Regions from separate parts of the Mus musculus genome. Here region 1 is linked to region 2. A link is a contact called in ENCODE POLR2A ChIA-PET data. All regions are on one chromosome and are shown on one strand. Each heading gives the region's core, a stretch centred on a gene start or an enhancer-like site at or near the end of the contact. The rest is flanking DNA. Distances are from core to core; before and after follow the strand shown. Region 1 holds the start of Fabp1 (fatty acid binding protein 1, liver). Region 2 holds the start of Krcc1 (lysine-rich coiled-coil 1).

Region 1 (5,884 bases), core at 2,388-4,887, 72 kb before region 2:
CCCTCACTGGTTCCTCTTATTCCTGTTTGCTCACTTGTTTGTTTGAGTTTAGTGTATTGAGTAAGAGGGCAGCAGACTTGGCAGTCACTGGAGCACTGCCTACAGCCTCATAGGTCCCTCTGCTTCCCTTCCAGGCCTTTTCTGGTCTTCTGTACAAGGGAATCATTGCTTTCTCCATCTTGTTGCCCAGGATGCAGTTTCAAACAAGCTTTCACTAAGTACTTCATCCAGTCATTTACACACACACACACACACACACACACACACACACACAAGATCCCCCAACAAAATTCCAATGCAACTTCTTAACAGACTAGACTTTTAAATTCATTACTTAGGTAAATACAAAAATTCAGTGTCCCACTTAGAGATTGGTGTCTAGATCATCCCCTTCCTAGACTAAGTCACATTAAAAGATATACATTCTAGGCTCAGAGCAAGAAGGTACCTTGCGTGTTCTCATTATCCTTTGAGCCACTTTGCCTACTCTGTCCTAGTGTGCAAGCAGTTGGGTAACTACAAATGGACATAAATTCTTAACACACAAGGATGCTCAGGGACAGCCCTAATTTGATATTGAAGTGACCAAGGTAGCATCATCTTGTCCTGGCTCCATTTTGTGTTTTCTTAGATAGCTCTCGGCCCTCTTCCTCATAACAGTCACACCAGCCTTGGCAACACATATGAGATTTTCACGACCCTGACTATGGTCCAGATGTATTAAGTTTATACAAACTTAACACAAAATAAACTAAGTGAAGAAGGTATAAGTCAAAAATAATTGTAATGAAAATAATTACTAAGATAATTACTATGAACTGTCAAAAAATGAATGTTTCATGGTTACTCTGACCCTCACCTAGCTTTATATAAATTATGATTTCTGTGGGGTTTGCCTTTTAAAATACTGTCTCCCTGACCTTTAGTACCAAGAGACACTGAGAAATTAGCTCACTCTTGGTCACCAACCAAAATTAAAGAACTCATATACTCTTAGTTGACTTAGTCTGTGTGTTTGTCTGTATTGTTCTCTGTGGATTATTTCAGTGTGGGAACCATGAAGCTTCGTGTCTTCAGCATTATTAGAAGAGGGGTGATCAGGAAAAGCAGAGTGGTCAACTCTGCCGGCACCAGGATCTGCTTCTGCTATGTTCAACTGATGTCTCTGCTCTGGTCAACTGTGCCAGGGCCAGAATCTGCCTCTGCTACACTCAACTGATGCCTCTGCTCTCATCATGCCAAAGGTAATGACCTCACCCAAATCAGGTACATATAAATACCACCTGTCAGGGGTGAATGAGGTCTCAGACCGTGTAGATTCCAACATTTGGCTGGATCAGAAGCAGCAAACTGCAGAGGTTCTGGGGAATCTGTGCGATTGAGGTGATAGTGTACACCCCTACTGTAGGCTGGCATAGCTGTTCGTCCTAAGACATCTTCCTGAGCCACTGATGCACTTAACATGAGCTCTTATCAGTTCAAATTCCTCCCCCTCATTCTCACCCACCAGAACTGTAAGGCCTACAGGCGGACACTGCAACCCAGCACGTTTCTGGGTGGAGTGTAGAGCAGCGGCAAGGCAAATGGGCCGGGTATCCAGAGCATTTTGTCATTTTGGCGATTATGATGCAAGTGGGAGGGAACTGGCCAAGAACAGAGAGGACTCCATGCGAGATCTGTCTCTGTGGGCTTAGCACAGGCTGGGGATGGCAGAGCAGGGTTACAGAGAGAAAAGAGAGAAGAGAGAGGTGGGCTCTCAGGGCTGGAGCAACAGTTTCCATCCCTTTCACGCCTATTCCCACTGGCCTCTCAACCAAGCTGCAGGCACACATTCGTACTTCCCCTCAAGTCCCCTTGCCTCAGAGCTCATGTGATTCACTGATTACAGGACCAGCTTGCTGATCTCACTACTCTGTATCTCCTACTACTTCTGCACCACAAGAGCCGTGGCCGCGTTATCTTTTGGAGGTTTCTCTTTGCTGAACCATCACTGATTGAGCTCATTTCATGTGCTCTCCATCAAGACTCCCAAGGAAGGAGCACAATGAGGAAGAATGCAGAGAAGCCAGCCCAGCTGAATGGAGGAGACAGAATGGGGGTAGGCCCACTAGCTGGGAGGAGTTACAGGGAGGCAGACAGCTGGAGGACAGGAAAAGTGTAGAAGAGACACAAATTCAAACATAGAGGAAGAAATACCCCGACACCTTCAGCTGGCCTATGCCTGTGACCTCTAGGGAAAGGTGGGTGATGAGGCTGGGTTTGGCAAGCCTAACAGCCTCACTAGAAGCTTAGACAATGGCAGTCATTTTGCAAGACAAAAATGAAAGCAAAGTGCAAGCTCTATTTTGAGCAGTCATCACAGTCAGGACAGTAGACACAGACCTTCCACGCTATCCGGGGCCTGTCACTGCTAGAGCAATAGGGACCATGGGTTCAAAACTGAGGCATGGCATACCCCAGCCTCAGATTTATAAGTCTATGTAGCCTCGGGGCAGAAAAGACTAGAGGATGGAGGGCCGATGGCTGTGAGTAATGAGGCTGATGCTAAAGTCTAAACAGAAGAGAAATAGGCTGTGAAGTGGCACTTGCTGAGAACTGCCTAGGATGCTGGAATGGGGAGATGAAGATGCTCTGGGTGACAATTCCCCCATGACAAACAAGAACATCAGAGATCTTTGGAAGCATCCTTAGGCCTCTTCCCCAAGGCCACTTCTAGTCAGGCTGAATGCCCGTGTACCATCTTAGTGCCCTGTTCTTAGTTGTGAGGCAGGGATGGGACAAAGTCAGCAGGTAATGCCATCTTTCTTGGCTGGACTTGTCTCTAGCAGATAAAATAATCTAAGTTTTCAGACTGCTGCTTTAGTTAAAGAGCTTACACCTGCTGACAGTAGATGCCTTCAAAGGGGAGGCTTGTCTGGACTAAGGCTTGCCTGGACTGAGACTTGCCTGGATTGAGGCTTGCTTGGAATCATTGAAGAAGAATTCTCAAAATACAAAACAGCTTTAAGGACTGATAAAATGTATGTAAAATTATGTTTGTATAATAATAAAAAATGAGAAATAAACATAAGGTTATATGAAAAAGGTTTTGAGTTCAAAGGTATTTCTCCCCATGTAATGCGCGCGCACACACACACACACACACACACACACACACACACACGTATGTGTGTTTATGTATGTACATATGGATATGTAGTGACATGTATATAAATATATGCATACATACAAGTGTACACATGTACAAACACATACATATGTGCACTTAGGTATATATGCATATGTGCATTGCTGGAGATGTGATTCACATGTTTCTAAATTATTTCTAAATGTATGTATGTTGCACATACATACATTTGTCAACATACATTTCAACCATGCACACTTATTTCATGAGTAGGGTTAAGTCACCATAAAGGCAACATTTACAGAGAGCTTTGCCCTTGGTTGGACTCACTAATGTTTGCTGAATTAGAACAAACCTCTGCCTTGCCCACTCTGATTTTTATCGTTGACCATTGCTCTCAGGAGTTAATGTTTGAGCCTGGCCATAAATAAATCGACAATCACTGACCTATGGCCTATATCTGAGGAGGAAGAATCCCCTTATAAAATAGGCAACAGTGGGTGACCTGGCAGGCAGAGCTGTTGTGGTCAGCTGTGGAAAGGAAGCCTCGTTGCCACCATGAACTTCTCCGGCAAGTACCAATTGCAGAGCCAGGAGAACTTTGAGCCATTCATGAAGGCAATAGGTGAGTGGTGATTATGACAGCAACGAGGGGCTAGCCCTACTATCAACAGATAGTCCAGGTCTGGTGTTGAGGTGGAAGGAGGGGTCCAGGCTATACCGAATTGAGGAGTTCTCCAGTGACTCTCCTGCTCTCTTGTTACTTTTACTGCTCCCCACTGGACAAAGCTACTCCAGGGAAGTGGAAACAACCCTACATTGGAAGATGAACTGGTTCGAAGTGTGTGTCTCATGGCACTTTATTCTAAGACCTTGTTCCTTCACTCACTTTCTAGCAAACATTGATTCAAGGCCAACCATACGCCAACCCCATGCTTGTACATATACCAGAGAGACAGAGTGTGATAGGCTACAATCCTGACCAATGTTCAGAGACAAAGCTACAATCTTGACCAGTTATTTGGAGATAAATGGAATGAAGTGTCTCCTAATATGTATGACTCTATACCAGGCATTGCCATGCAATGCCCACAGTAAATACTCACCATAAAACTGAGCTGTTTTCCCATTTTACAGTTGAGGCGACTGGGGTAGGTGAGGTAGCTGTGATGAGGCTCACAGTTTAGAGAGTGTTTGTGTTGGAGTTAGAAGCAGGTGCTGGGTCCCAGAGACCCTATTTAAACACCCTATGTCTCCCAGGGTACTCAGGTACGGGGGAGACTGTGATGATGAAAGCTGAGCCTGGAACCAGGGAGAGAAGAGTATATAACAGGAAGAAAGAGGCCTGTGGGCAGAGGGGGAAGTGGAACAAAGGGGGTTACCAACATGGAAAAGATGAGGAACAGCAAGAGTGGGGAAAGGACTCTCGGGTCATCCTAGGACTCAGAGCTTCTTTTGCAGACAAGTCAAAGATCATGAATGTGAGGATCCCTTAGTTTTGCAAGGGACCCTCCACTGTCACTGTGAACTCCCCGGTTCTTGTGAACTCCTGTTCATGTAAAAGCACAGATTTGTTCTGAAATCTGAAAAGCCCTATTCTAGGGTAAAGGATTTTTGTACATTACCCCCAAGAGCCTTGACTCCAGAGGCCACAGCAAGTTTGCCAGGCATGGTCCTACTTTGTGCATGGCCTAATTATCTGTAGCTCCCATATCACTTCAAAGGTAATTGGATTTGGAAGCTAAACATTCTGGAGGATGAAGTGTTCCCACTCTAAGAGCCAGGCCACTAAAGAAGGAGGGATCTGTGGGGGGTGGAGGGGAGGATGAGTAAGAAGCAGGGAGCCACAGAGGGAAGGGTCTTTACAACAAATGAATCGCTGGGCTGAGAATGTGGCTCGGTTGGTAGAGTGTTTGCCTAGCATGCATGAAGCCCTGGGTTCAATCCCTTGCACCATATAAGCCAGGTACAATGGCACATGACTGCGATTTTAGCACTAAGGATGTGGAAGCAGGAGGATCAGACACTCAAGGTCATCCTCCACCATAGAGTGAGTTAAGGCTAACCTAGGCTGCAAGAGACCCTGTCTCAAAAAATAATAGTACTAACTGGCAAAGTACTAGCAGACTACCGACTTTCCGCATCAGAAGGCAAAGACCTAACTGCTCACAGGACTACTGTATGGAAATGTGTGGGGTCTCTGTTCTCCCAGTTTTTAACTTTACATGGTCTCTACCAGGTCTGCCCGAGGACCTCATCCAGAAAGGGAAGGACATCAAGGGGGTGTCAGAAATCGTGCATGAAGGGAAGAAAATCAAACTCACCATCACCTATGGACCCAAAGTGGTCCGCAATGAGTTCACCCTGGGGGAGGAGTGCGAACTGGAGACCATGACTGGGGAAAAAGTCAAGGTATGTAGTTCCACCTCCATCTCTTTCCCAGAACTTCTCCTAACGGAGACCATGTCACTGAAACTACTTCAGGCAGGAGACACAGAGAGCTTTGAGAGTAGACTTCTCATTGTCTCAGGGATCGTGGGCATCTGGGCTCTCACAATGGAGGAGGATGTGGGGATAATGGAGCACAGAGAAGGAGCCTCAGTCTCAGGTCTCCCAGGCACAGTGCTCCTGGCTCTCAGAGTCCTTCAAGGAAAGCCTAGAACTGGGGCACATTGGTGTCAGTGAAAACCTTCATCTGAGCTAGGGCAGCTTTACGTCCGCTGGGAGATGGTTCCAGGCAGCAATGCCAGCTGTCTG
Region 2 (5,954 bases), core at 2,187-4,686:
TAGCTCTAGTTCTTGGTGGACACTTCACCTCTGGCTTCTGACAGCTCCTGGACTCATGTATACGTGTCTATACAGAGACATACTTACAAATGTAATATCAAATTAATAAAAATAAATATTAAGGAACAGGGTTTAATGTCACTCAGGTGCTACCTTCTTGTCACTCTGGGAATTGGAGATGAGCAGAGTCTTTATTGTTTAAGGTTGTCCTTTGCTCCCTAGGACACACAGCAGCATCGCCGAGAGTGTGAGTACTGGCACTAGCTGTTGGGCTGGTGATTGGAAGGGACCAGCTGGGACTATATTCTCAAAGGTAGTGAAAAAATAGGGCTTTTTTGGAGATAATGGTAGATCATCACAAAGCCTAGGTATGCTTCAGATTCCTGCAGCTGCTGCGGCTCCTGCTGCTGATGCGGCTCCTCCTTTAAAAACTGTCATTGTCCTGCATTAACCTCCCAAATTGCTGGGATTGCCAGTATACTCCCACTCCTGTGTAAACAGCCTCCTAATGGAAGAAGGAGTTCGTCTTGCTGACCTGAACTTCTGGTAGAATGTGTTTCCAGATGCTTGTTGTAGCACTTAGAACTTTAGCTGTACCCACTGTGCATATACATTGTTGTTCCAACTGATCACCTCAGAGGCCTGGGGAGGGTGATTAATTGTGTTTCCTCAGTTATATATGTCACAGTTTAGGGAATATGTATGGATAGGTATAAAAGTCCAAAAGTAAAGGGGAAATGTTACCAGTACAGTTTGCAATAAGTTTTTGCTGTGCCTGGCCGAATAGAAGGATGCTACCACACCCTGCAAAACCTCCAAAGTTCTCTCTGTCAAAGACCCACTGGCTGAGCTACACACACACACTCAGAAAGATCACCATCTATTGGCAAATCCAGGGAGCTGCAAGTGCTTCACCTCCTATACGTTAGTAAAAGGCACAACCCTTCAACTTCCTTTCTACTTGGTGCTAAAGTTCATTTAGGGCATAAGATTTCCAGGGCCCTTTACAGCTGTGAAGTAAAAATAGTTTTTACTGTCTTTAATGGTTTGGTGGAGGGGTGGGGGGAGGCAAATGAATTTTGTAGCAAAATACCTAGACAAAATTCAAATTTCTGTTACTCTAAATATAACTATCAGAAAGCAAGCACACTCACTTGCTCACGTCTTTCCTACAGATGTATTTGTAGCATGGTGGCTATGTCCCTTAGAAAACTTGGAACCAGCGGGGCCAAAAGTGCTTACTGATGACCTTTTACAGAAAATGCTTGCCAGCCCCTGCTGAGTCTAATAATAGGATGGTCAGAGTGCTTGGCAATATTAAACAGGCCAGGAAGAGCTCGTACACTCCTAGGCTCATCCATTTGTGCCATAAGCAATGTGAGAGACCAACGAGAACGTTTAGAGACTGAATTAAGGGGGTGCTAAATAAACAAGGGGAATGGCATTGAAAATAAAGGTGAAGGGCTACCCAGATGGCTCAAAGGTTAAGAGCTCTGTACTGCTTTTGCAAAGGACCTGAGTCAGGTTCCCAAAACCCACATCAGACCACTTATAACCAGACATGTCTCCAGGGGATCTGATGCATCTGACCTCCTAGGACACACACACATGGGCACATACCGTCTCCACACAGAAACACACTACACGCAGGGCGTGGTGGCTGGCACACACCTTTAATCCCAGCACTTGGGAGGCAGAGGCAGGCGGATTTCTGAGTTCGAGGCCAGCCTGATCTACAAAATGAGTTCCAGGACAGCCAGGGCTACAGAGAAACCCTGTCTCGAAAAGCCAAAAAAAGAAACACACTACACACACACACACACACACACACACGATTATGAGCAGATCTTTAGGAACACCACGTTTCTATTTCTTTGTAAGTTTTTATGTAATACAGAATATTTTAAAAATAAAATTAATAAATATTTTTAAAGGGTAGAGGGAAGAGAGAAAGTCACTCACATAATAGCCCATTATATGTTGTCTAATTACAGCACAGACCAAAACCTCAGGTTCTCTCTTGTCCCTGTGTTATTAATAAGCGTGGAATCATTAATGGACTGCTTGTCTCTGTGTGAAGCCTTTTACGGACGGAGTTTATTAGGCAGTCGGGGAGTGGCAATGCTTGGCAACGGAAGCAAGTGCAGCCTGTTGACTTACACAGTAGTGTAGTATTAACCGGAAGCAGGGCCTTTAACATGGTCCAGTGGGTGAAGGGGCTTCTAATTCCAGCACTTGGGAGTCTGAGGTAGAAGGATCCTGTATTCCAGGCCAGCCTGGGAGTAAAGCAGTCTTCGGCTTTAAAAACCAAAGACCCTAGTGGAGCTTCCTGGCTCACTCGTTAAATTTCAGCCCTTGCGAGACTGAGAGATGATAGAAAGGGATTGGTGAAGGCGAGTGGAAATGAAGGGTAGACAGACATCTCCTGAAACAGAACTGATCTTTAATCAGAACTGAAGGGCTGCAGTCTCTCAGGGAAGTGAGACTATGCCCAAGTGGCACGTGTTGGGGAGTAAGGGGTTGGGTTTTGTAGGACTGAAAGGGGGGGGGGGAGGCGGAGGGAGGGAGCTTTGGGGTTGGAAGATTCCATTTGCAGGTCAGTTCCCCTGCAGTCAGGAAGTGGGAGAGGCTAGCGGGTCTGGTATGTGGATCTCCTTATCAGAAGCTTCAGCAGTCAACAGTCAACTCTGGGCTTCTCAGTCCATCTGAGGTTTTTAAGTGATTACTTCAATCCATGCTTGGGACCAGCCTGAGCTAAAGTAAGACCCTATTACACATGGGTCGGTGTGCTGCCAAGCCCCAGAAGCTGAGTTCGACTTCTGGGGTGCATAAGGTAAAAGGAGCCCCACCCTCACTCCGCTCCACACAAAATAATGACCATGTAAAGAAAACTAAAATATACTTTAGTAGTACCTGTGTGATGTTGTATCTATGTAATAGGAGCGTGTATGGTGAGCATACCGTGTGTGTGCTTTGAGGAATACTATGCACGAACGTGTATAATCTAAGAGGGAATTTATGGACTATGCTAGCTAGCAACGTACCATGAGCAGGGATGGTGCTTAATATTTAGTCTTAATATAAGAGCACAAGAAAGAGGAAAGGCAGATGTGCGTTTCTTAGATATTTTGGCCGGTGGATCCATACATTTCCAGACTCACTTTGGCTTCCGGGCTGAACCTCGTCACTAGGTTTCTTTCCTCCAATGGCAAGAAGGACCGACACCCAAGCTCCTACCCACACGGACAGAGCCGGTTAGTCCGAAATGGCGGGAAGGGGCGGAGCACACATGGAGGGCGGGGCTAGAAAATTTCCCGAGGGCTCGGCCGCCCTGCTGCGCACGCGCACCTGCGCGCCCCCGCCGCCATGGCGCTGGCGCTGTCCAGTCAGCCGCGGGTGGTGGCGGCGACTTCCCCTCAGGAAGTCAGGTCTCCGCCTCCTCCCCCCCTCCCACCCCGCCTGCTCTGCGGCGGAGGCGGCGGCGGCGGCAGCGGTGTCTCTGCCTCTCCGCCACCTCCACCGCAGCCTCTGACCCCCGGCCGGCGTTGTTGGCGGGGAGGGGGACAGTAGTTGTAGACGCCCGCCCCTGCCTCAGAGAAGGTGAGTTCCCGCCCGGCGGCGGGGGCGGCCCGAGCTCCAGCCCTCAACTCCCGCGGCCTGGTGAAGGCCGAGCGCCCCGGCCCCGCCCCGCCGCGCCTTCGAAATGGCCGACGAGAGCCGGGCGCGGCCCCCCTCGGAGCGCCTGACTCTCTCCTCAGAACCCCTCAGCATCCGCGGCGCCATGGCCGAGGGACCTCACGGCCTGGCGAGGAAGCCGAGGTCCGAGGGGGCTAGGAGAAGAGGCGGCCGAGCCGAGGGCAGTGGGGGTTCAGTGAGGAATCCCCGTCCTCCAGCGACCCCGGGAGAGAGCAGCCTCGGTTTGGTGCAGGAGCGTGGACAGGAGACTTCCCAGCAGGCCACTTAGCGACAGGCATGAGTGGGGAATTAGGGAGCTCTGGACAGGAGGGTGGGAGCTTCCAGGTTTCCTCAAGGAAGAGGAGAGGTGAGGTGGAGGGGACGGATCACCCCGAAGCTTTTCTAGGCTTCTGGATTGCCAGGAAGACGAGTTAGAAAAAAATGTCCAGACGTCTCTTGACCGTAGTAACCCGAGTTTTAGCATTTTTTGACCAGTGTGAGAGTGGCGAGAAGCAAGATTTTATTCCAACCCTACTGACTAGGAGCAGAACTGAGCTGTGTTCTGGAGTGCTCCGAGTGACTTTGGCCTTTAAAAAAAAGTGTAAGGAGAGAAGGCCTGAAGTAGACAGGAGAGGTGAAAACTCCCCAAGGGTTAGGCATTGCTTCTGCCGGCTGAGAACTAGGAAGTTAGGCGCCTCCTTCATCCCAGTTACATTTCAAAGAATTGCTTCTATAGACTCTGAAAGACCGCTGAGCTGTGGGAAATAAGCTTAAAATGAGGGGATAGTTAGAGTCTTTGTTGGGCGTGGTGCTGAGCGCCTTAAATCCCTAGCAGTGGAGGGGCAGAGGCCATCCTGGTCTACATGAGAATTCCTAGCCAGCACGAGCTATAGAGTGAAACACTACCTCAGGAAAAAAAACAAAAATGGCCTGGGACCGGGCAGAATTTGTTAGCTTTTTAAGAGTGAGCTCTACTGTGGGTAGAACTCCTTAGACCCCAGCATCACAAACACGGAGGCGTGTCATCTGTTGAGGGCTAAAATAAACAGTAAACCTGACAGCCAGAGCTTTTCCTTAAAGTGTGGCAGGGGTGTCCCAGGCACTTGACACTGGGCACCGTGTTAAATTGTGATTTAAGTCGCTTTTTATGGATGGAGGTTTGGAGAGTTTTGACATTCTCACCAACACATTTACCAAAACACAAAAGCTGTAGACTACCCCAGTAGATGTGTGTGTGTGTGTGTTATAGGTACTACACACCTGAGACAGCCTGCACCTGTGAGATAAATCTTTAAAGCAGTTTTGGAAATAATTTTATATCGTGGCATTTGATTCCCCACTGCAGAAGAGTTCAGTAAAACACCAAGAAACAGAAAAACTATTTTTAGTACTTTTACCTTATATTGCTCCTTGTCTCCAGTGTGAAAGATAATGGAAGCCAGACTATCACAGGATAATTTAGATTCCTTTTCTATATATAATACCTGTAAATATAACACTAAAAGTAACTTTTTTCATGATATCTGTATTTTATGTCCTTTCACAATTTGGAGAAGTAGCACAGGAGTAAAATAGTATCCTTAAAACATTTTTATGAACACTTCCATGTAGTAAGAATGTTATAAAAATTTATTACAATCAAATAAGTATCTTCAATCAACCGAGAATATCCTGAGAAAATTTTTTATCTGAATTTGTGTGTGTTAAAATTTCTGTCTGTCACCAAGTATGCCAGAATAGTTTTTAGGTGTCAACATGCAATTTTTTTAGTTCTATGGTCAGATCACAATCAACTCTTCATGGAAAAAACAAAACCAACCTTTCTGCCAGTTTCCACATCACTTTTTTTCCCCAGTGATTCTAATATGTGCAAAAGACAGAGTGATAGTCCATATAGTAATAACTGCTGTACCACTTATAGTTAGTGAAAATGAGACTAGTGAGATGGGAGTCTTGATGACCCTGGGAAAGTCCCACACTTGGTCTTGGGTTGTGTCATCTACTGAATGGGGTAATTGGACTAGCCCAGTGCTTCTCAACCAAGGATGTGTCTGACCCAGGCTTCCCATCTTCCGTTCATTTGGAATGTCCAGAGACATTTTTGCTTGTAGCCACTGGACAAAGGAACATAGTAAGCAAATGCTTTAGGTGATCTATTTGGTATAGGACAGAGATGCTGCAACACTCTAAAGACAGCCCCCTTATATACAACATATGATTATCCTACTGAGAAAACATCAGTATTGTCAAGTTTAGAAACCTTACAATAAGCAAACTTC

The links. ChIA-PET counts read pairs that join two places held with the same protein, here RNA polymerase II (POLR2A).
Region 1: POLR2A ChIA-PET joins it to region 2 with 10 read pairs in embryonic stem cell. The contact joins the promoter of Fabp1 here to the promoter of Krcc1 in region 2. POLR2A ChIA-PET finds 5 or more read pairs at or near these places in 4 of 5 experiments (Patski and embryonic stem cell).

What each region holds. Positions count from the first base shown.
Region 1 is chr6:71,196,242-71,202,125 of GRCm38, forward strand. It overlaps Fabp1 (fatty acid binding protein 1, liver), which reads left to right and starts at 3,638. Exons shown (of 4, transcript NM_017399.5): 1 at 3,638-3,752; 2 at 5,367-5,539. The coding sequence starts at 3,686.
Region 2 is chr6:71,268,241-71,274,194 of GRCm38, forward strand. It overlaps Krcc1 (lysine-rich coiled-coil 1), which reads left to right and starts at 3,437. Exons shown (of 3, transcript NM_001354706.1): 1 at 3,437-3,600. It overlaps Mir8112 (microRNA 8112), which reads left to right and starts at 3,431; the gene lies at 3,431-3,561.